2 separate regions of the Homo sapiens genome follow, and region 1 is linked to region 2. Evidence: chromatin loops called from intact Hi-C (ENCODE). Cell type or tissue: Caco-2. All regions are shown on one strand.

Region 1 (2,500 bases), 330 kb after region 2:
CTAGAAGTCCAAAATTAAGGTGTTGACAGGTCTGGTTTCTTTTGAGGCCTATATCTTTGGCTTGCAGTATTCTCACAGGGTCTTTCCTCTGTACATGTCCATTCCTGGTGTCTGTGTCCAAATTTCTTCTTCTTATAAGGGTGGCAATTATATGGGATTAGGGCCTAGCCTTACAATTCTGTTTGAACTTAATTACCTCCTTAAAGGTCCTATCTCCAAATACAGTCACATTCTGTGGTACTGGGGGTTAGGCCTTCAACAAATGGATTTTGTGAGGGCACAACTCAGCCTATAGTGGTAACTAAAAGTGTTTATCATTTATTCATTCATTTATATATTTTTCAGTTAGCACTCACTTTTATAGAACCTACTCTGGGACAGACACTTGTGCCAGGTACAGGGGATTCAAAGATGGTCAATCACTGTCCCTATCCTCAATTAACTCATAGTATAGTTGCAGTGATTTGCAAACTTGGCTGAACTACAGAATGACCTAAAGCACTTTAAAATATGCAGACTCTTGAGTGTGTCAGAATCTCTCAGAGTGAACTTGCAATATGTAGTTACAAAAAACTCCTTGAAGGAAATGGTGGTTTGAACACCTGTGATTAAATGGAAAATACTAGCCATATATGTAAGCTGCTTTTTAGATAGTTTAGCTCTTTTGTGTTTGTTAAACCTCCTAGTCCAGCGATGTTAGAAATTGAGTTTAAGGGAGTTTCAAGTGCTTAGTCCAAGATGAACACAGCTGGTTTGAGTAAAAGGTGGGACTGAGCCTTCTTACTGCATTTCCCCCACACTGATAAATATTTAATTATTTACTGATATAATCTTAAATCACTTGACTTGAGTCCCTAAGGTTCTGAATGCAACAGGCAGTCATACACTGTTTCCAAAGCTGGCAGTAGAATATTTCCTAAGTTTTATCTTAACTTAAGGAACTTTTATTGGGGGAGCAGCAAAAACTGAAACAAGATCCACACTGTTTTGCAGCTTGCAGCTCAGATATTTCTTTTTAAACATTGTTTAAAATTTAATTATATTTTATTTTTATTATACTTTAAATTCTGGGATACATGTGCAGAATGTGCAGGTTTGTTACACAGGTATACATGTGCCGTGGTGGTTTGCTGCCCCCATCAGCCCGTCATCTACATTAGATATTTCTCCCAATACTATCCCTCCCCTTTCCCCCCCACCCTCCGACAGGCCCTGGTGTGTGATGTTCCCCTCCCTGTGTCCATGTGTTCTCATTTTTCAGCTCCCACTTAGGAGAGAGAACATGCGGTGTTCTCAGATATTTCTTAACAGTGTTACACACCTATTTAGCTACTCCTTCTACCCCTACCAAGGGCTTATATTTACCCCACACTTCCATGCCTTTTGTAAAGACGTTTTTGTCATCCCTGTTGCATAACTTGAGCCTGATTAGGACAAGACTAAATTAAATTTTGTTCAGTATTGACTCTATAACTTGATTATATTCAAAGTCTCAAGGGACTAAAATAAAATCTGTAGAAGATAACCCTGCTGTTAATAAAAAGCCTCTTAGATGGCCTTTCCCTTTGAAGTGTAACTACCCAGATCCATTTTCAGATAAAGCTTCTCAGAAGGTTTTTTGGGAAAAAAAAATCAAAGTAACTTTGTTGGATGAAGCCTTGTTATGGTTTCCTCCTTTCACAAGACCCTGTTTCCAGTGCTTTAAAAGCCAGATTGATTTTTTTGAATAAATGTCATGGGAAATGTCATAACCATGAAAAAACCTTGCTTTTGATTTCAAAGCGCCAGGCCCTCTTGGTAGGAAAAACCAAAATTACACCCAATGTAAAGGCAAGAGAATGTAGGCTGTTACTTTGTTTTGGTTATTAACTAAAAAGGTGCAGCTGTTTTCTTTTTTCTCTCAAGTGTATCTAAAAATATAATCTCCAGGAATTTAATTAATGATTTCCAAATATATGTATGGTTTAATTCTTATTAAAATTGTCCATAAAGCTGTGCAGATAACTGTTTTCCTCCCACTCATGGTTAGAAGATTAGATTCTATTGGTTCTGAAAATTAGAACAACATTTTTTGGCTTATGAAGTAATGATGCTGATTTTATTACTGTTATATTTCACAACTTGAGTTTGGTGGATGAAAGCCTTATTCAGAAAACAAATTAATAAACTAAAAGAGTGATAGAATTTATCAATACTAAATGCTATGAGACAACACAAATAAGCCTCCTACTGACTTCTATTGACTTCAAATGTAAATTGTATAAATAAGGGCTATAAGATTAGATTAATGACAAAATTTTGCCAAATCCAAATGCAACTAAATCAGTGACCTGCCGCAAATGACTTAAATGGCCTTGACATCAATAAAGACTCCTGGCCATTTAATTTAACCGTTCTAAGAGAAAATGTTTTCAGAGGAATGGATGAACTAAAGGTTTATAAAGTTTGAAGTTTCCATTTAAAACGTATTTAAGTGATAATGTCATTGTATTTTTCATTT
Region 2 (2,500 bases):
AGGTGATGCTGATTTTACTTGGGTGTTCAGAGGAAGCATTTGAACTGAGACTTGGACGACGAGGATGCAGCACTCAGGACAAACATTCAGGAAACTTAAACAATGGAGGAAGAGCATTCCAAGCAGAGGGAACACCAGGGAGAAAGGCCCTGAGATGGAATTTGCTTGGCATTATAGATTGGCAGGAAGAAAGCAAGTGAAGCCAAGATCTGATGAGTTGGAGAGAGTTGTAAGCAGTGAGGTCAAAGGCAGAGAAACCGATCAGGGAGATTCTTGTGAGTGCTATGTTCTTTTTCATGTCTTAGGTCACGAAGTGAACGGACTGAGAAGAGCAAGGGGAACAGGAAGCAGGTAATTTTGGAGGCTGTTTCAGTGGTACAAGAATGAAAAGATAGTGACTCACACGTGGGTGATGCCAGTGGAGCTCCCAAGAATGAATCAGGTTCATGGCTCAGCTTAGAGGTAAAGTTAAAAGGATTTTGAGTGTAGGGTAAGAGGGGAAGAGATAAAGTTTTGGTTTGGGGCCTGAGAAACATTTACTGAGATGGAGAAAACTAGGGAAGGAGGAGGGTAGGTGGGAGCGTGGGCAGGGGTTTTGTTCAGAATATGTTGATTTTGAGAGGCCTATTAGATATCAAGTGAAGATTAACTTGGTGGCTGCAGTCCAGAGGACAGGGTAAGGCTAGAGATGTAAATCTGGAAGACATGGAGCAAGATTAGATCACACAGGCAAATATAATAGATCAAGTAAATGAGAGTCTGGAATAATGAAAGCAAACACAAAACCAGCCTGCAAAACAGACTGAAGGAGTGGTCAGTGATGTAGGAGGGAAACCAAGAACAGAGAGACCTGCGCTGTTACATGGGATCCAGCACTCAAAAGAGCCCCATGCTTGGTTTAGATCAGTGCTGTCACATATTTTAGCACCTTTAGTGGTGCTTTTCTTTTGCTTTCTGAACAAAAGATTCCACATCATTTTGCAATGGGCTCCACAAATTCAATTATATAGCCCATCTTGACCAAGAGTGTTTGGTGTCACAAAAGCCTAAAGAAGAGAGTATTTAAAGGTGGATACAGCCAGCAATTAAATGCACTCATTTTTACAGCAGTACCAAATTACATTTTAAATTATTTTTTACTCATAAGTTTTTGAGCAATTTTGTCATAAGAACTGTGCCAAATACATTCAAAATTGAGTGAGCTAGAACCAGTGGGTACATTCACAAAACTTAGAAAAAAAGCAGTCATGAAACTCATCAGGTGAGGGTTTGACCACTGTGAATAGGCAGTGGAAGATGCTAAGGGCATATATGGCATGGTGCCTTTCTCTGAAGAAATGAGGTGGAGCTGGAGCTGGGATGAGCTGGTCTGGAGTCTTCCAGCAGAGGGCAACATCCTGTGTGATCCCTGGGTGGGACTGACCCATTCACAGAACTCAAAGAAAAGCCAGTGTGGCTGCAGAAAATGAAGAAGTTTACTTTAAAAATAAATGAAATTTACTCCCTGTATCAGGTGTTTGAACTAGAGCAACTCCATCTTGGTGTTGTGTTTTTTTGTTGTGGTTTTGTTTTTTTGTTTGTTTGTTTTTGAGACGGAGTTTTGCTCTTGTTGCCCAGGCTGGAGTGCAATGGTGCAATCTCGGCTTATTGCAACCTCCGCCTCCCAGGTTCAAGCGATTCTCCTGCCTCAGGCTCCCAAGTAGCTGGAATTACAGGCATGTGCCACCATGCCCGGCTAATTTTGTATTTTTAGTAGAGATGGGGTTTCACTATGTTGGTCAGGCTGGTCTCAAACTACTGACCTCAGGTGATCTGCCTGCCTCGGCCTCCCAAAGTGCTGGGATTACAGGCGTGAGCCACCATGCCCGGCCCTAACAACTCCGTCTCGAATAGGGGCTGGGTAAAATGAGGCTGAGACCTACTGGGCTGCATTCCCAGACGGTTAGGCATTCTAAGTCACAGGGGAGATAGGAGTTTGGCACAAGATACAGGTCAAAGACCTTGCGGATAAAACAGGTTGCAGTAAGGAAGCCAGCTAAAACCCACCAAAACCAAGATGGCGATGAGTGTGACTCTGGTGTCCTCACTGCTGCACTCCCACCATGACAGTTTACAAATGCCGTGGCAACGTCAGGAAGTTACCCTGTATCGTCTAAAAAGGGAGGGCATGAATAATCTGCCCCTTGTTTAACATATCATCAAGAAATAACCATAAAAATGGGCAACCAGCAGCCCTCAGGACTGCTCTGTCTATGGAGTAGCCATTCTTTTATTTCTTTTCTTTCTTAATAAACTTGCCTTCACTTTACGGACTCACCCTGGATTTTCTCGCGCGAGATTCAAGAACCCTCTCTTGGGGTTTGGATCCCGACCCCTTTCCTGTGACACCTGGAGGGAGAGTAGGAAGTGAGGCAAGAGGGGAGCTGAGGTTGGAGTCTCAGCTTCTCCAAGATTTAAAGGTGTGGTAGAAGTGGGGACGTGACTAGGGAGATGATGGGCA

Evidence for each region. Hi-C counts contacts between places; a loop is a spot of excess contacts. Peaks named below come from ENCODE experiments on the same cell type or tissue, not always from the same donor. Only the 100,000 strongest peaks of a DNase experiment are listed, where the experiment ranks them.
Region 1: it touches region 2 in a loop (13-fold over the local background); 3 of 110 quality-filtered maps call a loop at or near these places.

Annotation. Positions count from the first base shown.
Region 1 is chr12:75,157,821-75,160,320 of GRCh38, reverse strand. All of the region lies in intron 2 of KCNC2 (potassium voltage-gated channel subfamily C member 2), which reads left to right. Among named protein-coding and RNA genes, the nearest start is that of KCNC2, 51 kb to the left of the region's middle. In Caco-2, no CTCF peak of the experiment used is centred here; no DNase peak of the experiment used is centred here.
Region 2 is chr12:75,487,627-75,490,126 of GRCh38, reverse strand. The region is part of intron 2 of GLIPR1 (GLI pathogenesis related 1); the gene reads right to left. It overlaps GLIPR1-AS1 (GLIPR1 antisense RNA 1), which reads left to right and starts at 306. Exons shown (of 2, transcript XR_007063373.1): 1 at 306-351. RefSeq lists enhancers at 1,985-2,484, 2,485-2,500. In Caco-2, a CTCF peak has its summit at 1,353 (motif pointing right); a DNase peak (open chromatin) is centred at 1,366.